Linked DNA regions of Homo sapiens: all the other regions are linked to region 1. The links are chromatin contacts, found by Hi-C in ENCODE. All regions are on one chromosome and are shown on one strand. The core of a region is the stretch at or near the end of the contact, and the rest is flanking DNA. Distances in the headings are between cores, read along the strand shown.

Region 1 (7,764 bases), core at 2,598-5,097:
ATGTCAAAATGCCAATAATGAAGTGATTTTTCTACCATCATTTAAAGTGGGCTAAGTAAAATGTGAAATAACATTTTGGAGAGGGATGAGTGATTTTGTTAACTGACTCATATAACGGCAAGTATTTTAAAGATCATGAATAAATATATTTTTTTTTTCTTAATGACTTAGTCCCAGGGTCAATCTGTATGAACTTTCCAATAAAAAAAATCAAAACAGAAATTTACTTTATACCTTAAGAAAACACTTTAAGACACAGTAAGAGGTTTTTAAAACTTCTTTTAAAAAATAAGATCCCTAAGGTAACATAAATTACAATGAGTGAAAACAGAAAACAATCTTTCAAAGCAGAGGAGACTTACAAGCTAACATTTCTCACTGAAACTTCTCTATTTGTCCACCATATTATTGTATTGTTCTTAAGTGTCTCAATACCAGCTACCATTATTCTCATGTATATGCCCAGGCTCCTCACTCAGTCTACAGATCTCTGACTATAAGAATCATTATAACAGGAACAGCATATGGTACCAGTTTTCAGTAATAGAAATGTGAATAGATTTCTTGGCTGCCCTCATTCCACAACTCCAAAATACTATTAAAGGATGAAAATGGGTATCATTTTTACCCTTTCTTTACTAATGTTTTTGGGGGGTGGAAAAAAATAAAAACATATAAAGGATAGCCATTTGTTTAAAAACTAACGAACTGGCAATGTCATAGTTTACAAACTAGGCAACAGTATTTTACAAAGTATTTTTGCAGTGTATATGTAGTTAAGAATCTGAGATTCATTTTCCTAAAACTCTGCATCAATTGGAGAACTTCTAAACCCTTGGAGTTCAATTCACTTTTAAATCGGAGACTTGGAAATGTCCTTACAATATACCTAGATGTCATACTGATGCTCATTAAAATAAGTTTCTATCTGTATATTAAGTTGGTGAGTGTCCACAGACAAGCCAATAAAAACAAATCAAAAATGAAAACATCTTTTAATGCAAGTTCTAACTGGCAGAAAATTAGAAAAAATGAGAGTTACAGTGACTCCACAGATCTTATCTAGATTTAAAGTTGTATTTGCCAGTCATTTCATAAAATCGGTACTTAAATTATCCCAGTGTTTTGAATAAATTTACATTAATGAGAATTTTTGAAGTAAATTACTGGCATCATTTGTTTTTTAAATAAATATATAAACAAAATAATAACATAAATTGGTAAGAATTATTATAAAGACTAAGTCCACAGGTAACTCAAGAAGGGCGAGATTAACTCTGTGGACAATTAGAAAAATCTTTGGCCAGAAGGGGTGGCTCACGCCTATAATCCCAGAACTTTGGGAGGCCGAGGTGGGCAGATCACGAGGTCAGGAGATGGAAACCATCCTGGCTAACACAGTGACACCCCGTCTCTACTAAAAATACAAAAAATTAGCTGGGCAAGGTGGCACACACCTGTGGTCCCAGCTATTTGGGAGGCTGAGGAAGGAGAAGAACTGGGAAGGCGGGCGTTGCAGTGAGCCAAGATCGTGCCACTGCACTCCAACCTGGGCAACAGAGCGAGACTTTGTTTCACAAAAAAAAAAAAAAAAAGAAAGAAAGAAAAAAAAACAAACTTCATAGAGGTGAGATTTTTATTACTATAAAATATGTTGTGATCATGAGACTGCATTCTAAGCACAGAAAAGAACATGTGTAAAGGAAGCAAAGATTAAAAGGGCAAGCTTGTCAAGTACCCAAGTACTAGTTACCATGTACTTTGAAAAGAAAATATAGCACAGATACCCTTGTACACACATTTACACGTTATGTGAATTTTCCACACACACATCCTTATACACATACACACACAACTACACACGCACACATACATACTAAACAACAGTTGTACCTACTAAATTCATTCAGTCACCACATATTAACTGAACTGGTACAATGTTCCAGGCTCTTAATGTTATTGTCCTACTCTATCATTTTCTTCCTTCCTTCTCACGCTCTCTTTCGAGTACATTTGCATATTGATGAGAATAATCCAGTAGAAAGGGAAAAACCAATCATGAGGAGAGAGGGGGCACTGGACTCCATCTACTTTAACCTTGACAAGACTGAAATAGATGGGAACTATAGCTCAAGTGGTTTTTCATAGGAGTGAAGTCATTTTTTCCATTCTAACAGGATGGGAAATTAACGGATTTATCCATGTAGTGGTAGGTTTACATTGGTGTAAAGATGATAGAATTTCCCTCTGATGGCTTGATAGCAAGGGAGACAGCAGCTGTGGAAAGTTTGAAATTTTTAAACAATCTTTTCTGAGAATAAGGAGGAAAATGAGCAAACTTGAAGAATGTATTAAGTACTAGGTACTATTAATTGTAGTCATGAATTTAATGTAAACCCTCCAGTCTGTTATTTTCTCCAGGGGCAGTCAGCTATGTACAGATAATACAAACAGCTGGTTTCAGAGTTGGTGTTTCACTAACCAAAATATGCTGAGAGGAGAGACAGGGCCACCAGAGTTGAGGGTGTTTGCATGAGAATGATTTAAAGGTGGACCAATGGACTCTTAACTATATAAGGAGTAAGGTAAGGAATAGAAGTGGGGATAGCTACAGATAAAAAATCACTGTGATTAATGGATTAAATGAAACGTTGTAGATGAGAAATTATAGTAAATCATGTAGGAGAGAATGTATTTATCCATAAGAGTGCCTGTAAACGACATCTCAGAGATGGAGCAATTATTGGAATCTTAAGGTTCTAGGCTGCAACCATGAACACCTGAGATAAAGTGTAACAGGGATATTTTGGAGATGAAAAGATCAAGGGAGGAAAAGGCTGAGAGGTTGTACGGATCATGGATTGGTAAATCATTGAAATTTATCAGTCAGCTAGGTAGGCCAAGGTACTAATTAATTATGCAAAAAATTCTATTGTAATCCTGTTCTTTGCTACATTTCATGCTACTTCCAACTGCAATAACCTCAAGAGTGTTTACTTAAAATCTATCACTCAACTGCGAAGGATAAGTAAAGGCCCCACATGGATAAACTATCCCCTATCTGCATTTCCCATTCCTACCAAATACTCTATTAAATCCCAGCATAGGAAGGGTGTGATCTGAGTCTCATTACTTTGTGATGCCCGACTGCTGAGTTACTCATACACAACGAAACTCAGAAGCCGCGGAATAACAAATGTTCAAGTAATTTCAAAGTCTTGACTATCAAGATGGAATGTCTTCCTTAACTTCCTCAACCAGCTGGCCAAAGCGGTGAAACGCTTTTCTAATATCCAGCAGATGGGGACTGTTTAAGAATCCCAACAAATTACCAGAACCTGGTCCACCTGTCCTCCCGCGCCACCTGCCCACCAAATGAATTCCGAGGGGAGGTCACTAATCAGAAACACACCCACACCCTCGTGACGGGGCCAAGCTGCCAAGCTGACACTTAGCGAGCAAGTACGGACCTCTCCTCGCAGGCTCCGGTGGGAAAGGCTCCTGGAAGGGCGCGAGCCAGGAAAGTAGATGAAGTGAAGAGATGAAGACTGCGTGGGGTAGTTGTTGGAAAAGCTCGGATCATCCCCAACCCAGCCCCGTCTTGTCCGGCCCCAAAAGGCCCATCTCGGCCGAGCTACTCACACTTTGTACGGCAGCCGTGGGTCCGACGTCAGCGTGATCTTAAAGGAAACCTTCGACCTGAGGAAAAGAGCGGGAGAGAGTCAGGGTCGGGCAGCTGGACCAGGAATTATGGCAGTCGGTAAGCAAACACTTACATGGTGGTGCCGGAATGAATCCAGAACACACGACAACTCCGCGGGGGTAGCACGACTTCCTCTAGTGTGCTGGGGACCGCCCCGCTCCACTCACGTCCACGTCTCCCTCTGCAATCTGGGGACCTCCGAAGTTGTTGCTATCCAACGCACTGCCTGAAAATTGGCCCTAAGAGCTCATGCTAGATGGCGCTTTTAAATTACAAATATCTTGTGCTTTTGCGTTTATATATCTAAGAAAAAAGTATGGATTATATTTATAAGATATCTTTCTAACTTTGGTAATTTGCTACCATATTTTTAGTCAGGCAGAATAAGCGTGGGCATAGAGCGTAGGACCCTAGGTTCCAGTTGGCAGGTTGGGGCGGAAGTAAGGGTATGGGGTAGTCGGATGAAGAGCGAGATGGACTTGGGGCGAAGCTCGGGGCGAGGCCGGGGGCGGGGCTGGGGCGGACGCGCTCTAAAGTTTCTAAGGCAACCTGAGCGCGGAAAAGCTTAATTGGTGCTCCAGAAGCAGGAATTGTAACACTGCTTTATCATTAGTTTTCTTCCGTCTTTCCAGCAAACCAATCCTGTTATATCCTTTACATTTCTCATAGTTTCTCCTTCACGCTTTACTTTCCGATACTGATTTATAACTATTGAATTTCGGTTAAGTAAGAGAGCTATCAAGTACGAATTATCTATGCCAAGACTCCCGCTGGGGTGGGTGAGAAAAAATGAGGTTTCTACGTTTGGGGAACGTGGCGTCTAGTTGGGAAGACACATCTATGAACAGGAGATTTCAGTAATTTGTTATATGGTCTAATTAAACCAGTGCGCTGAGTTGCTAATCACTGACCACATTTATTCAATTTAACAACCAACTTTGAACCCTTTCTATTTGCCCGGCGCTAAGCTAAACTCTGGGGAATCCAAGATGAGTAAGGCAGGTAGGCGTCAACTCTCTAGGATCTAACATCCTGTGTAGTGATGACGGAAGAAAATTGTCCTCTAAACTTTATTACAGATCTAAACCTCTGTGTTTGGAAAATATGCGTCTGTCTCACAATGACTGAAATGCCCTTTTAAAACATTAGCATGAATAGACAAAGGAGGAAGCAGGTAGGCATTAAAATAATGGGGCAATCTAGTTGATCTTTAGAATATGCATCAGATTCTTAAGGAGAGATACTTAAGAGAGGAACCAGGAAGGAACTGTAGTAGGGATAATGGAGATCAAATTCATCTTTACAATAATTTTGCAGCCAACTGATCTTCTATGGTGACATTTCCCAGTGGAGAGAGTTCTGGTTCTGAGTAGGCAAGTAAGACTCCAACATTCTCATGACAGCCATCCTCACTTTTTAAAATAATGGTCTTACCATATATGTAGATGAAGCCAAATATTGATTGACAGATACAGGGATCAACAGTTACAGCCTTAATAGCTGAAACTATTCAATTAGTGGGTGTGACTAAAACTTGTGAGAATAGTAATAAGGATAAAACTGTGATTGTGTCTACCTATTGTCAGCTAGCCAAATAATAATGAAAGAGATGAGTGTACATATTTACAGTCTATAAGACTACATATAATATATTTTGAAACAAAATTTGCATCCTGCTATTTATAGTTTGGTTTCTGCTCATGAATCAAAACGTGGCAAAATCCTAAAGAGAAAAATGGATATTAATCAGAGAGCTTTTATTGTATGTATAAAAAGTGGTGAAAACAGAATTCAGTCCCACAGTGTGACTTTAGTACTCAGATTCTGCTGCTTCAGAAAATACATTTGTATAATATATCAAAATAACATCTCTTGAGATATTAAAAAGCAGCTGTTTCTAAATATTTAGAATTCTTTTTCACCTCAGTCCCCAACTCTGCTTCTCATGTTTGTCTCCTCAGAGTCACAGCATGATTTCTGCAGCCTCCTGAGTTTTATTTTGCTTAGGACAAGAAAGAAATTATAAATGGATTTATTTATAATCAATTTTTTTAACTTTGTGAAGGGATTTGCAATTGGAAAATTTTATAGCAAAACAAGGACCTTCTCTTTTACTGAAAAGTTAAAATGTTGAAGTACGTTTAATGGCTGTAATCAGAAGCAAACTCTGGAGCAAATTTTTGGAGATAATTGGCAATGGAACATTTTAAGACAACAAATAGCATAAATGGCCTAATGTGTTTTGGAAAAGATCCAATTAGTATCATGTAGAGGCAGAAATGACTGTAGAAGTGCACAGTGTGACCATGTTAGACCTCATTAAATGTCAATGAAGCATACCAATATTCTATTTGCAAATGCATATAAATTTCCCATTATTAGAAGAAAGCCAGAAGGAAATTAAATTTACATAAGGACTAAAAAGATTTGCTTCCATAGTCATAGAAATTCTTCTGACTAGTTATTTTTATAGCCAACTTTATTTTTTATATTCCTCTGGATGCCAAAAAAAATTCTTTCATTTTCACCATAATTTGATTGTATTTACGATTATGACTAGAACCATCTGATAGTCAAATTATGTAATCTTGAAACATCTGCACCTGAATAAATCTTAAGGTGTTCTATTCCAAATACTTTATATTACAGGGAACAAATTATAGACTGATCAATTAATAATTGACTGGTATTTTAATAGTACTTTAATTTGTTCATTTTTTTCTATTGCCTTTTCTCCCCTCAAAATCCACTAAAAGGCATTGATATAATTGAAGCAATGATAATAATGACTCAAAATTCATTAAGATTTATTTTTGGCTGGTATTAACCACTTTGTACAAATCAATGACAAAATATAGACTTTAAACTTTGATGCCTTGGCTATAAGTCATAATTTAGTGACAAGAAGCCTTATACAAAGAGGAGAGAGTGGATTTGGTTACAGAAGTACTTGGGAATATGTAAATGCTGTGTTATTTTTCAAGGTAAGGACTAGAAGGTTAGAGAATATTTACATTCCTTTGAGTCAAAAAGAACAATGAAACCCAGGTGAGATCGGAGCCTAGCAAGTCCAGGCAAGCCCTTACAGAAGACTATAGCTCTAAATGTGCTACATTTGATTGTTACAGTTACATATTTTTCCCAAATATTTTCTAAAATTCAGTGAGAAAAAGAAATGACTTTTCTACGAAGCTCATTGACTACAATGTTTCTAAATTTGAGGCTTAATCACAAAACGTGGAATATTTTAACCACAGAATTTGTAAAATATCTTTATTACAAAATGGCATTTTGAACTGTGAAAAACAGGAATTTAACAGTCTGGTATAATTAAATTTTCTCTCTAAATATTGTGCGAATTCTTCATTTAATGGAAACATTACTTTTAGAAAAACTGAAGTAGCCTCTGACAAATCCATTTCAACCATGAGTTTTTTTTTTCCACATTTACATATTTTTATCCTTCCACCAGCTAAATGAGGTAAATATTAATGTTCTATTTTTACTTTTCTCTATTAACTTAAGGTTTTCTGATTCAAGTTGAGATTTTTAGATCCATTTGTAGTTTCTCCCCACATGACTCTTCTTGCAGTTTTATGTAGAATACAGGCTTCAGAGGACTGTGACGTCTGGTCCTTTGTCATCATCTCTCCATATTCTCAGTGATATTTGTGTCCACTCCAAACATCTGAGACACATGACATCTCATTTTTGTCTGGTGATATCACTCCTTTTTGTGTGCTGGCAAGACGACTTTAGGACTGTTTGTTGTCTCTAAGGGATGTAAGAAAAGTGCCCTCTTGTACCACCCTGTGGCTATAGGGAACCCAGAAGAGCTCAGACATCTTTGACTAAAGATAACATGTTTTCTCCCTAGAATGAAGGGAACTTTGTTGTCTTCCTGGGCTTCAATGGGAGCAGGAACTGGGCATCTTTTCTCTGATTCTGAAATTCCCTAGAGATTGTTTCCCTAGGGATGAAGGAATAGGGCCATATTTCGGGGAGACCTTACAATGTTTATCATTTTCTTCTCCTCCTTTCTCCAGCCCAGAGTATTTTTT
Region 2 (7,764 bases), core at 1,670-4,169, 7.1 Mb before region 1:
TTATCTCGTGAAAATTGTGAAACACTACAGAAAATCCTTGAGTTATACTGATTGGACAAAATGAAAATTGTGGCACTCTCTTTTGCTGCCAATGTTAAAAGAGTAGTATAGGGCTAAAAAAATTAATTCCAAAGTCTTCCCAACAGACATATAAACACTTCAGAAAAGGAAAATGAGGGCTGTAAAGCTGAAGAGCAATGAGAACTGCCTTCTCAAAGATTCCAGGATGTGTGCATAACCAGCTCGGCTACTGCATTCTTTTTGAGACAGAATCTTGCCTGTCACCCACCCAGGCTGGAGCGCAGTGGTGCAATCTCGGCTCAGGGCAATCTCTGCCTTCTGGGTTCAAGTGATTCTCATGCCTCAGCCTCCCAAGTACCTGGGATTACAGGCATGCACCACCACACCCAGCTAATTTTTATATTTTTAGTAGAGATGGTGTTTCGCCATGTTGGCCAGGCTGGTCTTGAACTCCTGACCTCAAGTGATTCTCCCGCCTTAGCCTCCCAAAGTGCTGAAATTACAGGCGTGGGCCACCGCACCTGGCCTCAGCTATTGCATTCTCACAGGAATCCAATACCAAGCTGCACGTACCAGAAGACCCTCACTGAATTCTTGAACTCATTAAGCTCATCCTCTACCCATGACCTTATGCTGTTCTTTCTTCCAGCTGCAATGTTATTTCTTTAGTCTTTATGAGGCTAGCTTCAGGTAGTCCATCATCAGTTCTCACCTCAGGCTGTCACTTCCTTGGAAAGGTCTTCCCTCTTTCTCTAAAAGGGCACACCTCATCCTTTTCTGTCACACCATCCTATCTGATTTTCCTTATATTATGGACCACCATCTGAACATACCTTCTTTGTTCTTTTTTTCCATGTTCATGATCCCCACAATTATGTCAGCTCTATGAGGCTAAGGATCTCATCTTTCCTATTTATCTTTCTATCTTCAATACCTAACTCAGAGTAGGGACATAACATATGTTAAAGACTGCATGTGGCTAATGATAAATATGGAAGAATGGGGTGAAAATGAAAGATTCCATTTAGTTCATTCCAAACGTTCTCCTTCATGCTCAATGAGAATAAGAAATAATAGTTTATGACCCATGACAATGAAAACAAATTTTTTTGTAGAATATGTATCTCCCCCATCACACCCTCAGTGCTATTAAGTCCAAGCATCCTGCTGCAGTAGGAGCCAAATCAATTATAAACAGACTGGAAAATTTATAGAGCAAACAACTTTTATTATCCAGGGTATAAAAGAGTTTGATAGCTGAGCCAAAGAAATTTCCACCTGCGCCTTCATTGATTTCAGATCCACTTCCGGTACCATATCCTAGAGGTGGAAAAAGAAACCCAAGAAAGAACGCCTATTTGATGGCTGAGCATACAACAGTGAATGTGAAGAGAACGTTTAAATCAAATCTCTAAAGTTGGAGGACAGAAAAAGTTGAAGACTCTAAACTCAATCTGCATTTGGACACAATTCCAAATCGTATAAAAAGAATGCTTCAGGCCAGGCACGGTGGCTCACGACTGTAATCCCAGCATTTTCGGAGGCCGAGGCGGGCAGATCACTTGAGGTCAGGAGTTCGAGAACAGCCTGGACAACAGGGCGAAACCCCATCTCTACTAAAAATACAAAAAATTAGCCGGGTGTAGTGGCAGGCACCTGTGATCCCAGCTACTCGGGAGGCTGAGACAGGAGAATCGCTTGAACCCGGGAGGTGGAGGTTGCAGTGAGCCGAGGTCACGCCACTGCACTCCAGCCTGGGCGACAGAGCGAGAGAAAAGAATGCTTCCAACATCAAAAGTAACCATCACCACTGCTTATATAAAATAATCCTCCTAAACCTGGCCCTCAAAACTGGAAAACGTTTGTCAAACATCTGACAATTCATGTTACTTCCTGCTATTACAACTAATTGAATTGAATCACACAAGAAGCAGTAGTGCATAATATCCTAATGGTAAGTGGATTAAACACATTGACTCTAACACCGAAAACCAGCACTGCTTAATAATGTACTGAGCCAACTTTCAAATAAAATTCATTTTTATTGCTTTGCAATAGGTGAAATAAATCTGATCTCCCATAACTTGCACTTGATTGAGAGCTCATAGTTCAATGTGCGATAAATGAAACTCACTCAGGACCAAGTTTTGGTCTCCCCAAGACCCCCATGGACAAAGCAACCTAGGTGAATCATTAAGGCGGTAAACGAGCACGCGCTGGAGACTGTCCTGCAGCACAGCACCTCGGGTTGACTGCCTCTCCTTCTGGGAGAGAGTGGGCAGCAGGATTACGCCTCGGCTGACAGGACGCCTCGTCTGGGGCAAAACGTTCGGTGCAAGGCTCCGGGCCAACCGTCCCATGCTGCTGGGGGAGGACTGGGTTCCGGCGAGCACCAGCTGCAGGACACCCCCACAGCCGTCCCCAGGCAGAATTAGAGTCGGGGTCGCAGGCAGAGCGAAGCCTGACAGCCTGGGAGATGAGGCCCCTCCCACCGGATCCGCCACCATGGCCAGGGAGGAGTGGAGAGATATCCTGGGCAGAGGCTAGTGAGGCCGGGGTCCTGCCGGGGCGCCCGAGGAGAATCCCAGCCCCATCGCCCCGGCCCGGTTCCTGCCCATCACCTCACCTCAGCTGGCACCGGCAAGTTCTCTGCCGCCGCCTTCAGCTCCAATACCGAGTCCGTCTGCCTGTCGGTCAGCGGCGCCGTCGTGTCCGGTCTCCGATCCCAGAGAGCCAGCTTTTCCCTAGCGTCCCGCTCCGCCGCCGCCTCAGGCAGCAGCAACAGCGCCGCCTCCGCCATCGCCGCCGCCCTCGCGGCCTTCAGCAGCAGCGAGATGGAGGGGACCCCGACAGAGAGACCTGGGCCACTTCCGGGAGAACCGGAGCTTCCAACACTGCACCGGCGGCGGGGCGGGACGGAATGCCCTGACCCCGGAAACGGTTCCGCAGTGTGGGGGGCGGGACCGAGGCCAGTACCGACGTGGCTTTAAATGGGTACGACTATTTCCGGTTGAAACGTAGAAGGTGGAGAAGACAGGACCCAATGGAAATAGAAATGCCCCTACCGGAAGTCTTTTCCTCAACATCAATAACTTTATTGTTACGTGTTGTACAGATTATTGACAACTGCGCTAAATCACCCTGCCGGCAGGAGACTTGGATCTACACCTCTCTGCTTACAGCTGGGTAGTCTGGGTAGAATGTGTGGAGTGTATGATTTCCATGTTGGCATGTTGACAATTTATGCCTCTTGGATCAAAACCAAAAGCATAAACTTTTCCAACATCCAGTAATTCCCCTACTAGAAAACTAATTTACGGAAACACATAAAAAATTCAAAGATGTGTGTATCTCAGACATCATTAATGGTATCAAATAACTGGAGACAACCTAAATGTCCAACATTGAAGAACTGGATCAAGAATTTGTGGCACAGACCAGGCGCGGGGGCTCAGGCCTGTAATCTCAGCACTTTGGGAGACCGAGGTGGGCGTATCACCTGAGGTCAGGAGTTTGAGACCAGACTGGCCAACATGGTTGAACCCCGTCTCTACTAAAAGCACAAAAATTAGCCAGGCGTGGTGGCACATGCCAGTAATCAGCCTGAGAGGCTGAGGCAGGAGAATCTCCTGAACCTGGAAGGTGGACGTTGCAGTGAGCAGAGATCTTGCCACTGCATTCCGGCCTGGGCATCAAGTGAGACTGTCTCAAAATGTATAATAATAATAATTTGTGGTACAGACATGTAATTCTACTCTACCATTTAAATCATATTGTAGATTTGAGCAACAAAATAAATAATGATAGTATTGGATCATAATTTACAGAATAAAATAAATACCCATGAGTCCATACTGCTATAAATAAACGATTGAATAAATAAATGGTGGAGAACAGACAATCTTCTACAAGTTATGGAGGCCTCTTCCTGCTCCTCCCTGGAGTCAAGGCAGGTGGAAACAGCTTCGTAGCAATTTTGACCATTGTCTGGGTAAAGTCTGAAGGCTTTATTCAGGCTTTATAGCACAAATCAGTGCCTGGCTATGTTCCCAAATGAAGGCTCTGATCTTTTAAGAGCAGAATTTGAGACCGGGCGCAGTGGCTCACACCTGTAATCCCAGCACTCTGGGAAGCCGAGGTGGGCGGATTACCTGAGGTCGGGAGTTCGAGACCAGCCTGATCAACATGGAGAAATCCCGTCTCTACTAAAAATACAAAAAAACTTAGCTGCGCGTGGAGGTGCATGCCTGTAATCCCAGCTACTCGGGAGGCTGAGGCAGGAGAATCGCTTGAACCCAGGAGGCGGAGGTTGCTGTGAGCCAACGTTGCACCATTGCACTCCAGCCTGGGCAACAAGAGCTAAACTCTGTCTCAAAAAAAAAAAGAATAGAATTTGAAGTTGGAAGAGAATTTTAAAATCATATAATCAAGCCCTTTCTGTCTACAGAGGAGCAAACTACAACCCGTAGAGGTGAAGCAAGCAGCCTAACATCCTGCAATCAGGTGGTTAACATCAGCGTCACCACTGGAACTTAGATATCCTGACTGTGTCTGACACCCTTTATATACCACAGCTTCTCCAAGTTGCCTGCTGTACAAAGCCCTTAAAAAATCTGCAGATCCCCAATGTTGATGTAAATAATTGTATTATATTGCTTAAGTATGAACAAAAATAAGACTTGACATAAGCTTTGGATGTTTATACCAAAATAGACATGCAAGTTACATGCCAACAGAAATATAACTAACATATAACGGTATATAACCAATAACATTCACATTAACAACTCAAGTGAGATGTGGGATATTATTTTGCTGGAAAACGAAATTGCTTCTGGCAACACGAAGACAGTCCTGACTACTGCTATACAGCTGCTTGGGAGTTCATCACACTTCTGTTATACCAGCAGCATGCTGTGTTCCCCACCATTTGAACTACTGGGAACACTTGACTCAGGGTAAATCCCTAATACCATTTTTCCTTTATCTGGCTTGTATATATCATTTGCATATTAAAACAACCCTGCTGTTTTTAGTAGCTTTATTAAAAATATTCTATATGCACAAACAAGGAGGGTGGAAGCTGAAATCATGTGGTAATCCTAAACTATAAAACTGTCATGTTGGTGATCCAGAATATGCATGAATATAGTTTTAAGAGTTGAAATGAGGCTGGGTGTGGTTGCTCACGCCTGTAATCCCAGCACTTTGGAAGGCTGAGGCGGGCGGATCATGGGGTCAGGAGATCGAGACCATCCTGGCTAACATGGTAAAACCCAGTCTCTACTAAAAATACCAAAAATTAGCCGGGCGTGGTGGCAGGCACCTGTAGTCCCAGCTACTCGGGAGGCTGAGGAAGGAGAATGGCATGAACCCGGGAGGCGGATCTTGCAGTGAGCTGAGATTGTGCCACTATACTCCAGGCTGGGCAACAGAGCGAGACTCTGTCTCAAAAAAAAAAAAAAGAGTTGAAATGAAAACAAATATTTTAAAAATGTAATCACAAGCTCTAGTTTGAGAAAGACTGCACCACATCCTACTGTCTACTGCCCTAATAAAGACATAGACCATGGTTAAACTTTCCTATTACCTACTACAAGTGTCTGCAATTCCACATTTCTTTGCTTCCTAGGGTTTTTCACCCAGTAATATCTTAGAATAGGCCCCTGGAAATGGAAAAATGCCTAAGGGACAAGGGGCAGAGGTGCTCTAGATTGAGGAAGGGGAGAGATAGGGAAGGAGACGGCGGTAAGGATCCAAAGACCTCCTTATAGTGAGGGCTTCATAGCCTCGCCATGGTCAGCCCTCCTCAATGACTCAAACCTGGACACTGCAAAGGACCCCCGCTAATAATGTGGCATTGCAAGAATAGCTCATGTGTTGATTTCCAAAGCACCTCTCATCTGCTGCTCACTTTCACTCAGGTAGGTAGTTGGTGGATATTATTTTTTGCCCTATTTAATGAATGATAAAAACAAACTTCAGGGAGGTTTGTGAGCTGCTCAGGATAACAGTTAGTAAAGGGCAGACCTGTCATTGGAACCAGGACACTGGGCAGGACCTTCTCTTTTCCCTCTGTGCTAACACAAATGAAAGTGAGCAACATGAACCCATTCGTACATTTGAACCCATTCGTACTTTTTTGTCACAGGACATTTTAGCAAGCATGAGTTCCAAGGATGAGCATTACAGGCTGGCAGAACTGCTTCCCAGCATTCTATGGTACTTCAAGGTTGTACTAGTGCCAAAACACTAAACATGGCGTAAAAGAGGAAGAACGTTAGAACACACAGACTTCTCAGATCATTTTCCATTTTACTTCACTGCTTATAAAACAGCAAAGTTACAAAATGGAATAGTTCAAATCATTCTTATACACAGCTGCATGTGTACAATTGCCTCGTGAATTTTCAGAGCACGTTCTTGTGGAATTGATGGATTTCTTTATGTATACTCTCCAGCCTATTATCAGAAGAACCACTTCCCTTGCTATAGGTTTCTATAGCTTCATCAAGGGTCTGAAGATCTGTTTTCCTTTTCAAATTATTTCCTTTCTTACTCACTTTATCAATTTCTCATTTACACATCAGTGACTATAAATCACTGTAAACCTTGACAATTTATTTAAATAGTAGCTAAGGCTTTATTTCATAATAACAGAAGAATTAGACAAATAGTACCACAGCTTAGAATTCAGAATCAATATTTAGAATCAAGGCATGTTTTGAAGAAAGACATAATTACCTTCCAAAATTTCAACCTCAAAAAGCTATGAACTGCCTCTTTGCTAATAATAAAATTAAAACACATGCAATAAAGTCATGTGTAAATGTTGGTAAAAACATTTTTGGAAATATCTATCACTAGCCTTGAAATGCTCACTTTTTTTTTACTTCCTTTTCTAGGGCTTTTTCATAAATTGATAATCTCTTAATTTTTTTTAAAAAAGCTTTATCTACAAAGATGTTCACAGCAGGATATTAAAAAACATTTAGAAACAATTTAAGTATAGAATTATGGTAAATTTGCTTGATGGCTTACTAGACAGTCATTTTAATTACATTTAAATTTTACTTGTATTTTGTTTTTCAAATGTTTTAATGAGTATGTGTTATTTATAATGATACGCATATATCATAATTATGCCTATATGTTCGTTGTGTGGGTGCATGTGTGTGTGTGCTTATTGTACAGCATTAGAGATCTAGTAACATTATAGATTACCCATTCATTCATTCACTCATCCTCTTATCAAACATTAATTGTGTGTTGGGTTCTGTATTAGTCCATTTTCATATTGCTGATAAAGACATACCTGAGAGCCAGGCACAGTGCTTATGCCTGTAATCCCAGCACTTTGGGAGGCCAAGGCAGGTGGATCATTTGAGGTCAGGAGTTCAAGACCAGCCTGGCCAAGATGGTGAAACCCCATCTCCACTAAAAATGTAAAAATAAGCCAGGTGGTAGTGGCACACACCTGTAATCCCAGCTACTCGGGAGGCTGAGGCGGGAGAATCACTTGAGCCTGGGAGGTGGAGGTTGTGGTGAGCCAAGATGGCGCCACTGCACTCCAGTCTGGGTGACAGAGTGAGACCTTGAATCAAAAAAAAAAAAAAAAAAAAAAAAAAAGACATACCCGAGACTGGGCAATTTACAAAAGAAAGAGGTTTATTAGACTTATGGTTCCACCTGGCTGGGGAGGCCTCATAATCATGGCATAAGGCAAGGAGGAGCAAGTCACAT
Region 3 (7,764 bases), core at 1,322-3,821, 6.6 Mb before region 1:
CCTCCAAATGGAAATTACTCAAATGTTCATCCAACGTAAAATGGATAAATTGCAGAACATTCATCTAATGGATGACTATATAGCAATGTAAAGAAACAACCTATAATAATTCTGTTTGTTTAAAGACCAGATTATGAACTTCAACAATCTATAATAATGCTAATCTACATGAATGAATCTCACAAAGTAATGTAGTACCAAGATAGGAAGCCAGTTATGAAAGAGAAAACATGCAAAACGAATCTGTGATGCTATAAATCAAGGAAGCAGTTACCCTCTGGTTGTAGGAGGGGTGGTGATGCAGGTAATAACTGGAAGATGGTCCAAGTGCAGCTTCTATGGTGTGATATAGTGGATGTGAAGGCCATTGGTACTGGCAAACTTCTTAAAAATCCAGATAGATGAAATAAAAATGATATATGAAGATTTTTTGGCAACCGTTTTAGGTTCAGCCATCTAGGCGGTTATGAAGGGAATGGAATTATAGCAGGGGAGATTATGTGTTTAAAATGACACACTACGTGTAAGATATTGTGCTTGACGAAGAGAAGTCATTCAACAAATATATACGAAGAATCTTTTTCTTTTTTTTTTTTGAGACAGAGTCTCACTCTGTCGCCAGGCTGGAGTGCAGTGGCGCGATCTCGGCTCACCGCAACCTCCGCCTCCCAGGTTCAAGCAATTCTCCTGCCTCAGCCTCCCAAGTAGCTGGGACTACAGGTACGTGCCACCATGCCTGGCTAATTTTTGTATTTTTAGTAGAGACAGGGTTTCACCATGTTGGCCAGAATGGTCTCGATCTCTCGACCTCGTGATCCGCCCGCCTCGGCCTCCCAAAGCGCTGGGTTCACAGGCGTGAGCCACCGCACCTGGCCTTATTTTATTTTTTTAAAGCTATCTCCTACAGGAAGGAAAGCATAATTTTTCACATTTACTTTTATTTATTTATTTATTGAGACAAACTCTCGTTCCGTCGCCCAGGCTGGAGCGCAGTGGCACTCTCGGCTCACTGCAACCTCCGCCTCCTGGGTTCAAGCGATTCTCCTGCCTCAGCCTCCAGAGCAGCTGGGATTACAGGCGCCCGCCACCACGCCCGGCTAATTTTTGTATTTTTAGTAGAGATGGGGTTTCAACATGTTGGCCAGGCTGGTCTTGAACTCCTGAGTTCAAGTGATCCGCCCCGTCTCAGCCTCTCAAAGTGCTGAGATTACAGGCTTGTGCCACCTCGCTCAGCTGGAAGGCATAATTTTTAAAGTGGTTATGACAGAAATTATATTGGAAAGGGGCCTGTAGTAGAAACATAGCCTCCGGGTAGACCAGGAAGAAAAATTAGATTCAGAAATGGCAGGGTTACTCTTTCAGCTTTACTCTTCTCCAACTGGGTGTCGGTGCTAGTCTACAAATGTGAATAAACATTAAAGCAGATAGGTATGCATGCCGGAATCCGAGAAGCATTCGTTTCGTATATACCAAGTGCCTGTTGCGTGTTCAGGTAGAAGACCATAGTGCAATGGTGGAGACAGATTATGTCGACAAATTATTCAAATACAGTGTACTAAATATGCAATGTAATTAGGAAAAAACCCGAGGGCAAAAAGAAAGGCATGACAATGCTTCGGGGAATCTGGAAAGGTTTTATTGGTGTGACATTTAAGTTGGGCCTTGAAGGATGGGGAGAAGTTTGTCAGTTATGTTTAGGAATGCAACCAGAGGAAGCCCAGAAGCCTAGAGCGTTAAGGAATTGCGCAGCAACTCAGACTGGATTGAGTATTGGGCTGTGTTTGTCAGATGCAATAACAGAATGAGAGGCTAGGAAGGCAGGTCGGGGGCTGGAGAGAACAGGATCTGCAAGGTTCTTGTAATCAGAAGGCAATATGGCACAGAGGTTAAGAGAACCGCTTCCTTCTAAGTCGCGCTCCATCACTTGCTAGCAGTATGATCTAGACACTGGCATGGGCTTGGGCGTACCCATTTGCAACATGGGAAAATAGTTTTTTTCTTATACGGCTTAAATGACTGAGTGGGTATCAGTCAGTTAGGGCAGCGTGCAGCTCATATTAAGGCTAAATGAGAATGTATTATCATCACGAAGCCAAACCACGCCAAAGCTCGTTTCTAGGAGGGTCCCCCAGCCTCCTCCCCCCTGCTACTGTTTGGGAAGAGAAAAGTTCTCTCGGGTCAGGCCGCGCCCACTCCCCACTCCTCCGCCCTCCTAGGCCTCCGACTTTCTTCAGCGAGCAGGGCCCGGCCAGGGAGTGGGTAGATGGGCCTGGTGGGCAGCGGAGACGCCGCCGCTTACCAGGGCTCGGGTCCCGCTCTTCGTCCTCCGCTGTTCCGCGGGCCTTGAAGCCGGGCGGCAGGGCCGGTCCGATCAGGTCTCTTGCCATCCGCGGTGGCGGACACTGGTCACAGATATGAGTCTATCCACGAACGTCAACCCTATCCAAAAAGAATCCCGCGATCAGCAGCGAAGAATGGCAGGTTTCCCGGCGCCGAGAAATGACGTAAAGCCTGTGGTTGGCTGAGCCTTGTAGTTCACGGTAAAGGAAGTGACGCCTAATGCTTGCTCCACAGTCGCGTGCTAGACTCCGGACCCGCCAGTGGTATGGCTGAGCCGACTAGTGATTTCGAGACTCCTATCGGGTGGCATGCGTCTCCCGAGCTGACTCCCACGTTAGGGCCCCTGAGCGACACTGCCCCGCCGCGGGACAGCTGGATGTTCTGGGCAATGCTGCCGCCACCGCCACCACCACTTACGTCCTCGCTTCCCGCAGCCGGGTCAAAGCCTTCCTCTGAGTCGCAGCCCCCCATGGAGGCCCAGTCTCTCCCCGGGGCTCCGCCCCCCTTCGACGCCCAGATTCTTCCCGGGGCGCAACCCCCCTTCGACGCCCAGTCTCCCCTTGATTCTCAGCCTCAACCCAGCGGCCAGCCTTGGAATTTCCATGCTTCCACATCGTGGTATTGGAGACAGTCTTCTGATAGGTTTCCTCGGCATCAGAAGTCCTTCAACCCTGCAGGTAGGCTATTTTTCCACGTGAGTCGACCCCTTTACCTTTTTCCCCCGTTCTTTCCTCTCCCCTTTCTCTGCTTCCTCTCTCTACTCTGCCTTGCCTCTGCACTCTTGGAGTCTGGTCATTAGCATCTCAAAGCAAAGTGAGACCCCCGTCTCTACAAAAAAAATAAAATTAGCCAGGCATGGTGGCATGCCTGTGGTCGCAGATGCATGGGAGGCTGAGGCAGGAGGATTCCTTGAACCCAGGAAGTCGAGGCTGCTTTATCAACTAAGTTTATATAATATTGTAAATCCTTTGTTCTCAAAATATGTCTGACTAGAATGTTTTCCTGTTGACTGTTAATTCCATTTAGCAGTTATTTATTGAATTCCGACTATGTACCAGAATCTGGGTATATAGCAGTGAGCAGAACATACAAAAAATATTATGGAGCTTAATATTATCTCTCTTGTGTAGGAAGACAGACAATAAGCAAAATAAAATATTGTGCATTAGAAGGTTGAGTGGCATGGAGAGAGATAAAACAAAGAAGAATGGTAAGTAGTGCAGGATTTTCTTTTTTTCTTTTTTTTTGGAGACAGAGTGTCGCTCTGTCGCCCAGGCTGGAGTGAAGAGTAGCGCGATCTACTTCACTCCAGCCTATGCAGTCTCTGCAGAGAGGCTCACTGCAACCTCTGCCTCCCGAGTTCAAGCAATTCTCATGCCTCAAACTCCTGAGTAGCTGGGACTACAGGCCCACGCCACCACACCCGGCTAATTTTTTATATTTTTAGTAGAAAGGGGGTTGCCCCGTGTTGGACAGGCCTGTCTCTAACTCCTGAGCTCAGGCATCCGCCCGCCTCAGCCTCCCAAAGTGTTGGGATTACAGGCATGAGCCACCACGCCGGGCCAGGTAGTGCAGTTTTAAATGTCATTGTTAGTCATAAGGAAGGTGACATATGAGCGAAGACTTTAGGGAGGTGAGAGATCACAGCCATGCATACAACTGGGAGAATAGGGGTACGGGCAGAAGGAACTGCAAGTGCAAAGGTCTTGAGGCTTAGAAGCTATACATCAGAATGGGAACCAGTGTGGCTACAGAGGACTGAGTCTGGAGTATAATTGTAGAAGATGGGGGAGGAGGGTAAGACCTGGTATGTCTTTGTAGATCGTGGGACTTTGACTTTTACTGTTGTGAGGTGGGTAGTACAGCGGATTGACATGACCTGATTTACGTTTTAAGAGGATTAATGTGTCTGTTGGTGAGAACTGACTGAAAGGGAAACCGGTTAGGAAGCTATTGTAGTTACTTTTCTAAACAAGAGATATTGGAGACTTGGACCAGGGTGAAGCCCAAGGGATGGTGAGAAGTAGTTGGATTCTAGATCTGGGGATACCTTGGAGCTCTTGTGGGTTCAGTTACAGACCACTGCAGTAAAGCAAGTCACACAATTATTTTTTTTTTGGTTTTCCGTTGCATGTAAAAGTATGTTTTCCTGCAGATCCTATGGGGCAAAAAAGTTATTTTTACATTATACCATAGTCTAGTAAGTGTGCAATACCATTATGTCTTAAAAAACAACTTACATACCTTGATTAAAAAATACTTTAGGCTGAGCAGGGTAGCTCACACCTATAATCTGGGCACTTTATTTATTTTTTTTTTTAATTTGTTGAGACAGAGTCTCTGTTGCTCAGGCTGGAGTGCAATGGCGTGATCTTGGCTCATTGCAACCTCCACCTCCCAGGTTGAGGTGATTCTCCTGCCTCAGCCTCCCGAGCAGCTGGTACTACAGGTGCCCGCCACCATGCCTGGCTAATTTTTGTATTTTTAGTAGAGACAAGGTTTCACCATGTTGGCCAGGCTTATCTCGAACTCCTGACCTCAAGTGATCCATCCTCCTTGGCCTCCGAAAAGTGCTGAGATTACAAGCGTGAGCCACTGCACCCAGCCTAATCTTAGCACTTTGAGAGGCAGAGGCAAGAGGATTGCTTGAGCCCAGGAGTTTGAGACCTGCCTGGGCAACAAAGTGAGACCCCCGTCTCTACAAAAAAAATAAAATTAGCCAGGCGTGGTGGAATGCCTGTGGTCCTAGAAGCATGGGAGGCTGAGGCAGGAGGATTCCTTGAGCCCAGGAAGTCGAGGCTACTTTATCAACTAAGTTTATATAATATTATAAATCCTTTGTTGTCATTTCAACAGTGTTCACAGCATCTTCACCAGGAGTAGATTCCTTCTCAAAAAAGCACTTTCTTTCCTCATCCATAAGAAGCCACTTCTCATCCATTAAAGGTTTACCATGAGATTGCAGCAAGTCACATCTTGTGGCTCCACTTCTTTTTTTTTTTTTTTTTTTGAGATGGAGTCTTGCTCTGTTGCCCAGGCTGGAGTGCAGTGGCTCGATCTTGGCTCATTGCAAGCTCTGCCTCCCAGGTTCACGCCGTTCTCCTGCCTCAGCCTCCCTAGTAGCTGGGACTACAGGCGCCCACCACCACGCCCGGCTGATTTTTTTGTATTTTTAGTAGAGATGGGGTTTCACCATGTTAGCCAGGATGGTCTCGATCGCCTGACCTCGTGATCCACCCACCTCAGCCTCCCAAAGTGTTGGGATTATAGGCGTGAGCCACTGCGCCTGGCCCCTCCACTTCTAATTGTAGTTCTCTTGCAGTTTCTACTACATCTGAGGTGACTTCCTCCACTGAAGTCTTGAATTCCTCAAAATCGTCTATGAGGGTTGGAATTTCTTCTTTCAAACTCCTGTTAATGTTGATCTTTTGACCTCCTTCCATAAATCATGAATGTTCTTAATGGTATCTTGAATAGTGAATCAAAACCTCCTTTCTAGAAGGTTTTTAATCTACTTTGCTCAGATCCATTAGAGGAATCACTATCTATGAATCACTGTGGATTTCTTTCAAGAACTTTTCATCCAGACACGGTGGCTCACGACTGTAATCCCAGCACTTCAGGAGGGCAGAGCAGGAGGATCCCTTGAGCCCAGGAGTTTGAGGCTGCAATGAGCTATGACTGCACCTTTATATTCCAGCCTGGCTGACAGTGAGACCCTTTCTCAGTAGTTGCATTCACAACTTGGCTAGCCGTTTGGCACAAGAGGCCTGGCTTTTGGCTTGTATCAGCTTTCAACGTGTCTTCCTCACTAAGCTTAATCATTTCTGGCTTTCGATTTAAAATGAGAGACATGTGACTCTTCCTTTTGCTTGAACACTTAGAGACCATGATAGGGTTATTAATTGGCCTACTTTTGAATATTGCGTCTCAGAGGATAGGGAGGCCTGAGGAGAGGGAGAGGAGAACCACCGGTTGGTAGAGCAGTTAGAACATACACAGCATTTATAAAGTTCACCATCTTATATGGCCACGATTCATGGTGTCTCAAAACAATTACAGTAGTAGCATCAAAGATCACTGATCACAGATCAGTATAACAGACGTAATAAAAATGAAAAAGTTTGAAATATTTCGAGAATCACCAAAATGTGACACAAAGACAGCACATTGTTGTTGGAAAAATGGTGCTGATAGACCTGCTTGATGTAGGGTTGCCGCAGACCCTTAGCTTGCAAAAAGCTGTGTAAAACGAAGTGCAGTGAAATGAGATGTGCTTTTATACCTTAAAGGTGGGGACTGCATGATTTACTGAAAGATAGGATATATGGGATGCAAGATAAAGAGGAGAGAAGGATAATTTAAAGTTTTTTTGCCAAACAATTGGAAGGATGGAGTTGCTATTAACTGAGATAGGTAAGAATGTGGATGGAGCAGATTTGGAAGGAAGTCCAGGAATTAAAGTTGGAATATATTTGTGTCAGGTAGAGATATTGAATAGGCTTTTAGCTATTAGTCTACTTTCAGGGGAGATTTGTGGCTGGAGCTATAAATTTGGGTGTTGACACCATATAGATCATATTTCAAGCTACAAGAGTGTTAATTTAAAACCATTCTCCAACTTTGCAGAAAATTCAATTCTGCATTCCATAAAAAATGATGAGTTCATATCCTTTGTAGGGACATGGATGAAATTGGAAGTCATCATTCTCAGTAAACTATTGCAAGGACAGAAAACCAAACACCACATGTTCTCTCTCATAGATGGGAATTGAACAATGAGAACACATGGACACAGGAAGGAGAACATCACACTCTGGGGACTGTTGTGGGGTGGGGGGAACGGGGAGGTATAGCATTAGGAGATATACCTAATGCTAAATGACGAGTTAATGGGTGCAGCACACCAGTATGGCACATGTATACATATGTAACTAACCTGCACATTGTGCACACGTACCCTAAAACTTAAAGTATAATAATAAAAAAAAATTCAATTCTGCATTAAACTGAATCTGAACAATTAGTGTTTTATTTTTATTTTATTTTATTTATTTTTTTAAATAGAGTCTCTTGCTGTCACCCAGGCTAGAGTACAGTGGCACCATCTCGGCTCACTGCAGCCTCCACCTCCTGGGTTCAAGGGATCCTTCTGCCTCAGCCTCCTGAGTAGCTGGGACTACAGGCACGCACTACCACACCTGGCTAATTTTTTGTATTTTTGGTAGAGACTGGGTTTCACCATGTTGGCCAGGCTGGTCTCGAGCTCCTGACCTCAAGTGATCTGCTTGCCTTGGCCTCCCAAAGCACTGGGAATACAGGAATGAGCCATCACACCTGGCCCAAACAGTTAGTGTTTATTGTATGGCAGATGCTGGAAATACGGACTTGGCTGAGTCAGATGAGATATGTTATAAGTATGAA
Region 4 (7,764 bases), core at 2,557-5,056, 5.8 Mb after region 1:
AGTGGAATACTTTTAGTCCTTAAAAAGATGCCTCAAAATAGTTTCTTACTTTAATCAGTCTTTCCCCCAAGCCTGTTAGCTTTTATGTTTTACATAGCTAAACCAAGTATTTTTAATTACTACTTATTATTAATGTCTAATTATTAGAACACAATGATTATACTTTTTAAACCTCAAAGGCTTTAAGATTTGAACAAATAAATTTTATTCATCTAAGTTTTATTATCATGATTTTTTCACTGTGCACGATCACTCATGCCAGCTAAAACAATTACAGTCTCAACACAGCAAATTTATTCTTAATTCTGAACTAATTAATGAGAAAGGATTCTAAAACCTTTTTCAAGTAATGGGGGAAATGGTTAGAATCAAGTGGTTGTAACAGAACAGTGTGAGGAAAGGGCTTCTTACCTCTACTCTCCAAGGAGTCAGAATTGCGAACCATTTGGCAGCTTCTTAAAAAGTAAATACACTCTCAGAGAAACTACTGGGCTTGTTTTTAAACTAAGTATTTTTGGAATCTTTAACATTCCCGAACAGGAATACGAAAACCAAGTAAAACGCCTATTGTAACTAGAAGTGACAGATGACTTGTGTAGCAAACTGAGTTTAAAAATGAAAAAATACACGCATACTCATGCACGCACTATATCTTGTAACAAAACAAAGGTCAATACTAACTTTCCCAAATTACTCTTAGAAGTTTCACAAAGAATAAATAAATGCCATGTCAAGTAATGTTACATAAAGAAAGACGGCTCCCGGAGACAGAGACCTACAAGAGGCTATCTTCTGAGACAACCTAAATGGACTGAATCCTAAACAGAAATTATTAAAAACCAGACGCTGAAACAGACGGCTAACCACAAAACTTTATTCTTGGTTAAATGAATAAAAAGGTGAGAAGGGGATGGAGGGTAATGTACTACCCTGAATTTTTATTAATAAATATTGCTAAATCCTGAATAGAACAAAAAAAGACAATGGGGAAACTTCTAAGCTTCCAGGATATCTTAAGGGCTGCCCCAGTTCCACCACATGAATATGACTGTGACCTCAGATAAATCAATGAAATTAAAATCTGAACCTAATTTCTCATGTATAAGTGAGTTGGAGATCATCCTTAAGTTTTCTTGTTGCTCTTTAACACTAACAGAGGAAACACAAATGTATTCTTTTCCAATATACGTTATATACAGTCCATGTCATTCAAGAGTCCGTATGCCAAATCATACTGAGCACTCCTGTTAGTTCTAAGGCAGTCTCTAAATTTCCCAAGAGGTAAAGCAGAAAGAATACAGCTTCCCGAAATATTCCTTCCCCACAAAGTTTTGGGTATTTTCTACCATTGCACCCCTCTCCAGGGCAAGCCCTGCCTAATACAGAGTATCACTTTATCTTAGGCCTAACAAATTATTGATAAAGCCTACTGCTCAAAATGTTACTTCGTTAAACAAAGCTGCAGAACAATTTAAACAACTTTCATCCAACAGCCAACTCGGTAGAATCTTATTACAAATAAGCTTAATACAAACATCTCCTAACAACAATCACTATCATCACCACATCTCTCTCTAATATGGGGAGAGGGGAGAGACATAACACGAGAGAACAAAGCCTACAAGAGTAACAAAAGCTGCTGTAAAAGAAAAGTTAATATAGGGAAAATCAGCCTTAACCGAAACAAGGAGAAAAGAAAAAAAGAAAAAAGGCCAAGACAAACACTACCTTCCCATTTAAAATATACCTTTAAGTAAACGCCAGCTGAGAAGAGAACAATTTTTAAAACCATCAGAAAAAGGAGGAAAAAGTCACTATTTTGGTAATTTTTATAAAGTCTAAAGTGCATCTTGTTAGACATATTTGTAAATGTATATTAAGTACAAATTTTATTTATAAGGAATAATGTTCTTAAGATGTGTTTTTACAGTTAAGTTTCTGAGACTAAATCTATCTTCACATAAAAGTTCCCATGTAATTTTCACCTACATATTCAGCACTACAAATTTTAATTAGGTTTTCTGCTATCACCATGAGATACAAGATTAATTGTTGCACGAACTGACCTGCATACACCATTGAATACTCATTTTATTGTCCCTAAAGATGCGAACATCTCAGACATGTGTACTGCATGAAGAGCTGTCTTTCAAGTCCATATTTGTGGCTTTTAATTACTTTACCTGACCACTACATGAGTTAATATAAAAAACGTTCTGTCTGGGAACTCGGGATGTGTTAACTGAGAACAATGACTATACTGCCGTTCAAGCATTGGGTAATTACGATTTATTTACAGCTCGCCTCCTGTATGTAAACACAACTTGAGTTTTTGAAGTTCATTAGGAAGATAGTATAGGATTACCCAACTCTCTCCACACCGCAGACCAACCCTCTAAATTAAGGCTATACCCAAAGTTTTCGAAACTATTTCATCAACAGGGTAGGATCAGTCTGGGCACCACTGCCCATCCATCACCTCTTATTAAAAGTACGAGAAGCACTTTCTTCGACATAAAAAAGGGTTAACCCTCGCTGGGGGAGAGAGGCTGTTGAAGACGCGCGTGGAGTGGGTGGGTAGCTGCTCTACCAACCCTTCCCGGAGCTCGCCCCGTCCGCGGCAAGGAACGCAGCAGCCTGCAGCTCCGAAGGCGAGGGGCGGCGTTTCTGGTTTCAGTCATTCGTCCAAAATAACTGTCGAGCTACTTAAGAGTTAGCTTTCACGTCTCTACCAAAAACCAACAGCAGTAGCAGCAACAACAACAAACAAGGTTTTTCTCCGGACCGAAAACTTTTAAAGTAACATTAAAATAACAGTGTAAAAACAATAACGAGTCACAATTGCACACCATTTTCCCCGCCGTTCCTTCTGAAAGGAAAGCTAGAACCCAGTTGTGGCCTGGGAGGAGTCCCTCCACGCCAGTGCTGGGCTCTTCCTCAACTGGCTGCTCGGGGACCACTCGGGGTGGCGCGGTGAGCGCGATTTCCCTCCGGCGAGCGGCGAGGGACAGTGCAAAAATGTCACGCTCAGCCCGTCCCCTGGCCCGAAGCGGAGGCCAGGCGGCGCGCGGGGACCCGGCGGCGGGGGCGAGAGCGCCCGCGGCCCCGACCCGCGGTCCCCGCCCGCCCCTCGCCCGGAAGGGGGAGAAGCCCGCCCGCGGGAGGATTCAACAGGAGCACCGCGCCGCCCGCCTGCCGCCCGGGAAACAGCCGCCGGCCGGCCGGGGCGCGGGGGGAGGGGCGCGGCGGCGGCGACGGCGGCGGCGGGAGGGCGCGGGCGGCCGGGCGGCCCCGAGACCCCCGCCCGCGCGCAAGGTCACCGCCCGCCGCCGCCGCCGCCCCGGCCGGGATCAGAGCGGCAAGTTTAATTTTCCAGAGGCTGCGGCAGAACCCGCGGCGTGGAGGCGCGCGCCGGCCGCGGGGCCCTCCCCACCCCCACCGCGCAGCCGGCCCGCGCCCCGCGACCCCCGCCCCGGGCCACCGCCAGGCAGCCACCCGCTGCAGCCCCCGATGCCGGGAGGCGAGTCGCGCCTGGCACCCAGGCGGGCGGCGCTTCAGCCCTGCCACACACACGCACACAGCGGCAGTGGCGGCCGCTGAAAAATGGAGCGCCGCAGCCAGAGAAGAGAGACATTTTCTTTCCGTTAACTGAATTGTTTCCTACCTCCGGGTTGCCGACTCGCTACTCCGCTCACTCCGGGGCTCTCCGGGATCCGCCGCCGCCGCCGCATCCAATCGCCTTCTCCCCCCCCCTCCCCTTCCGCAGCCAGCCCTGCCGTTCCTCCTCCTCTCCGCTTCAAAATGGCGCCAAGCGCTCTTCGGCGGCTGCTCCAATCGAACCGCCGCGGACAGCACCCGGGGGCAGGCAGAGCGCGGCATGGGTGCGCAGCGCCCCCTGCCGACCAGACGGCCCCGAGCGCGTCCGCCCTCCGAGCTCCACCCCGCCCCGTCCGCGCGCGCGCACGTCCCTCCTCAGCCCCGCCCCGTCCGCGCGCACGCAACCACACGGGCACGCCGCCGCGGGGCCCGCGAGAAGGGCAGCTGTCAAGGCGTCCACTACTCTTGCGGCTTCCTAGACCTCTACCGACAAAAACCACACCGATTGTTACGTAGCCCTATCTTTTTAGATAAAGGTTGGGAGATTTTTTTAAACCCTGACATTCAGCACAGGTGTTGTGATGGGTAAACAGAATTGGTATTATTAACTACTTTGCTCCTTACTTGTTAACTCTGACCTAGTCGTCTCGGAATGCCATACAAATAGTTTTCCTACACTTTACGTGTTATGTCTTTATTAAATCTCCCCGCTTTCCTAATTTGAGGAATTGTTTATAGGTGGTAGGCTGGCGGAGACAGAGTAATTGAGCCTGTGACGAAGCATTCCATTCCTTTGGCAGAATTGTCCTTATTAGAGGAAGAAATCATCTGGAGACCACAGGGACACATTCCAGGAGGTGGGTCTCCTCCCCTCTTCACCTCTAAGGGATGCCAGTCCCTCCTGCAGCTGTAGAGTGGGTTTAGCCTGGTCACCACAGCAGATCACCTACCTTGCGGGAAGGTTTCCTCCCCAGCCGGGTCCCTGCCAGAGCTGAAGAAGGGACTTCCTCCTCTTTTTACTTTAATACCATCCCTGCTGTAAGGAAGTTTCCCCTGATATGATGTATTTGGTTACTAGAATTTTGTTCCAGGGAGAATTTGTTTCAACAATGAACAAGCAAAGTGTGAATGAATGGATTACAGTAGGATACTTATCAACTGAAACAAAAGAGAGGTAATGCTGATATATAAACTAATGCTACTGTGTTAGAAAAGGTATGTACATCGGTATTCCATCGGACCCGGGCACCTAGAGATACTGAGACCTCTTCATTTCCATTTTTGTGGGATTCGCTGGACAATTCCGCCTCAGTCTCCTCCAGTGCTTGCTAGACCAATATGTTGTGTTACTGTATTCCTGTGTCCAAGATTTTGCCACTGAATACTCCAGGTTCTACCCATTTTATACATTCCTCGATGAAGTCTACTATGAGTTTTTTCTGCCCTCTTTTTAAAATTATCTCAGGAATTTTCTTATTTTACATCGTTGTTCCATCAACATAAATCTTGTATGGGAGAGTAGGATGTCTAGATCTAGAAAAACCTTTCCTCTTTGGTTGTTTTTATTATGTTTTTTACTTTATTTTCTTCAATTCCCAAACCTCCAAAGCCAGGAAGCCAGAAAGTTTCAGAAGAAAGCCAGGATGAAAGCAAGAATTTTTTTTTCTTTTTTCTTTCTTTTTTTTTTTTTTTTTTTTGAGATGGAGTCTTGATCTGTCGCCAAGCTGGAGTGCAGTGGCGCGATCTTGGCTCGCTGCAACCTCCCTCTTGAGTTCACGCAATTCCCCTGCCTCAGCCTCCCAAGCAGCTGGGACTACAGGCACACACCACCACTCTCAGCTAATTTTTTGTAATTCTTAGTAGAGACAGAGTTTCACCATGTTGGCCAGGATGGTCTCGATCTCCTGACCTCGTGATCTGCCTGCCTCAGCCTCCCAAAGTGCTAGGATTACAGGCGTGAGCCACCATGCCCGGCTAAGAGTTTTTGTATAAATTATTCAGTGCTCTTATCCCCATTATTTGACACCTGGAAGCCTCAGTAAATATTTTGTTGGATGTATGAATTGTTTAAGAATGTCACTCTACATCTTGTATATGGCAGTGAGTCCTGAAAGGGCTGAAGGTGTCACGTCAACTTTGTGAGCAGTTTTGCCAGTTTCACCATTAACCCTCTCTCTTATAAAATGATGCCTTGAATTTCAATGAGGCCCGGAATACATATTGCCCACGTTAGGCTGCTAACACCACAGGATTAAGCCCAAGAAAAGAGTGGGCAGAAAGGAGATAGCCTTCAAAATAGCTACATTGTAAGGGTCAATGGGGCAATTACCATTAGGACAGACAGAGGAAAAACCCTAAAGCTTTAATGAGGCATAGTTTCTAACAAAAGGGCATACTTTTATATGACTGCAAGTGGCTTTACAGAAATCAGTAATATAAACCTTCATTTAAAACAATATTGTTTGGGAAAACTAAAATCTAAAGTTGATATTTGAACAAAAATAATCTTCTGTGTTTGGGATTTTTAAAAATAGCCAAGTTGCAATTCATTAGGAGCAACATAACACAACATTGTTTAAGACAGTTTAAGAGTGTGAACCATTCAAAACTCAGTTGTGAATGCTTTCTACACCAAGAAAGAGAAATTATGTGGGAATTATGTCCAAATGCTGGTTTTATACAGAAATGGTTAGGAGAATTGTCTTTGATTATGAATAACCACAAATGTAGTTCCCACCTCTACTAATTTTACTTTGTCACTATAACAAATCATCACAAAGTTGGTGGCTTAAAAGAGCACAAACTTATTGTCTTACTGGAGTGCAGAAGTTTGACAGGTATCTCGCTGGGCTAAAATCAAGGTGTTGTCAGGGCTGTGTGTCTTTCTGGAGGCTCCAAAGGAGAATCCCTTTTCTTACTATTTCCTTCTTCCAGAGGCTGCCCAGATCCCTTGGTTCATATCCTCCTTCCTCCATCCGCAAAGCCAGCTCCATGGCGTCTCTCTGACCTGCTTTTGTCACCGCAGCTCTTCCTCTGACTCCCTCATCCACTTTTAATACTCTTGTGATTATATTGGGCCCACTTGGATAATCTCTAATTTAAGGTCCATTGATTAGTGACCTTTATTCCCCTTTGCCATGTAACATAACATATTCAAAGGTTTGGGGATTACGACATGGATATTGTAAGGGGACCATTATTCAGTCTGCCACATCACTCATATTTGAGTTACCTGGGCTTTTTTTAATAGAGTCCAAATTTGAGGTTAAAGAGGTTAGCAAGTTGAAAGACATCAGGAATGCACACAATTAACCTGGACAGTCCTAAATATACCCCTATGGCCCCTACTGCATTTTGAGTACAGCCTTGCTGCACTACAGCATGGTTTCCAAAATATGGTGAAATGTTTATCATATTATACATAGTAGAGCACACTGGGCAGCTAATTAGTAAATGATAAGACTGGGCCCTACCTAGACAAACATTACCGGTTCAGCATAATTCAAGGTATGTCCCAAAGGCTAGTCAAGACAAAAATATGATCCCTGTTAGCCTGCAACAGTGCTGAAATTCCCACTAGACTAATTTATTGGGTTAAGGCATTGGATTCTCAGAAAACATGTTGGAATGTGGTTGTGTTACTTGAAAAAGTTAGGCAGGGCTCGGTGGCTCACGCCTGTAATCCAGCACTTTGGGAGGCCAAGGCAGGTGGATCACGAGGTCAGGAGTTCAGGACCAGCCTGGCCAAGATGGCGAAACCCCGTCTCTACTAAAAATACAAAAATTAGCCAGGTGTGGTGGCAGGTGCCTGTAATCCCAGCTACTTGGGAGCCTGAGGCAGAGAATTGCTTGAACCCGGTAGGGGGAGGTTGCAGTGAGCGGAGATCGCACCACTGCACTCCAGCCTAGACAACCGAGCGAGACTCCATCTCAAAAAAAAAAAAAAAAAAAACACTAACCCATTCATATCCATTAGGAGAAACTAAGCCCAACAGAAATTAGCTTTGTGATATTTTAGGCATTAGGCAAACTGGTGAGGCATTTTGATAAACTCCAAGCCCCTGAAGTTGATCCTTCATTCATGACATCACTACTGCTGAAAGATGGTATACGGGCTCTTTTCCTTCACCCTCATCCAAGACTCAGCCCCTGGTGCCTCAAATTTCT

What was found. A loop is a pair of places that touch in the nucleus more often than their neighbours do. Pooled maps may share reads with other maps.
Region 2: a pooled map shows a loop between it and region 1 (16-fold over the local background). The contact joins the promoter of COG3 here to the promoter of UFM1 in region 1. A Hi-C loop is called at or near these places in 4 of 50 pooled maps.
Region 3: a pooled map shows a loop between it and region 1 (16-fold over the local background). The contact joins the promoter of NUFIP1 here to the promoter of UFM1 in region 1. A Hi-C loop is called at or near these places in 5 of 50 pooled maps.
Region 4: a loop to region 1 is called in a pooled map, with 15 times the contacts of the local background. The contact joins the promoter of PDS5B here to the promoter of UFM1 in region 1. A Hi-C loop is called at or near these places in 5 of 50 pooled maps.

Annotation. Positions count from the first base shown.
Region 1 is chr13:38,345,934-38,353,697 of GRCh38, reverse strand. It overlaps UFM1 (ubiquitin fold modifier 1), which reads right to left and starts at 3,847. Exons shown (of 6, transcript NM_016617.4): 1 at 3,777-3,847; 2 at 3,643-3,699. The coding sequence starts at 3,778. RefSeq lists silencers at 3,296-3,510, 4,208-4,317 and an enhancer at 3,888-4,097.
Region 2 is chr13:45,460,094-45,467,857 of GRCh38, reverse strand. It overlaps COG3 (component of oligomeric golgi complex 3), which reads right to left and starts at 2,919. Exons shown (of 23, transcript NM_031431.4): 1 at 2,648-2,919. The coding sequence starts at 2,821.
Region 3 is chr13:44,984,278-44,992,041 of GRCh38, reverse strand. NUFIP1 (nuclear FMR1 interacting protein 1) reads left to right here and starts at 2,571. Exons shown (of 10, transcript NM_012345.3): 1 at 2,571-3,017. The coding sequence starts at 2,606. It overlaps GPALPP1 (GPALPP motifs containing 1), which reads right to left and starts at 2,504. Exons shown (of 8, transcript NM_018559.5): 1 at 2,300-2,504. The coding sequence starts at 2,387. RefSeq lists enhancers at 1,758-2,394, 2,321-2,510, 2,701-2,770, 2,395-3,033.
Region 4 is chr13:32,582,494-32,590,257 of GRCh38, reverse strand. It overlaps PDS5B (PDS5 cohesin associated factor B), which reads right to left and starts at 3,806. Exons shown (of 35, transcript NM_015032.4): 1 at 3,665-3,806. PDS5B-DT (PDS5B divergent transcript) reads left to right here and starts at 3,813. Exons shown (of 3, transcript XR_001749808.1): 1 at 3,813-3,881; 2 at 4,336-4,454; 3 at 4,689-5,240. RefSeq lists an enhancer at 2,702-2,761 and silencers at 2,992-3,241, 3,662-3,741, 3,752-4,121.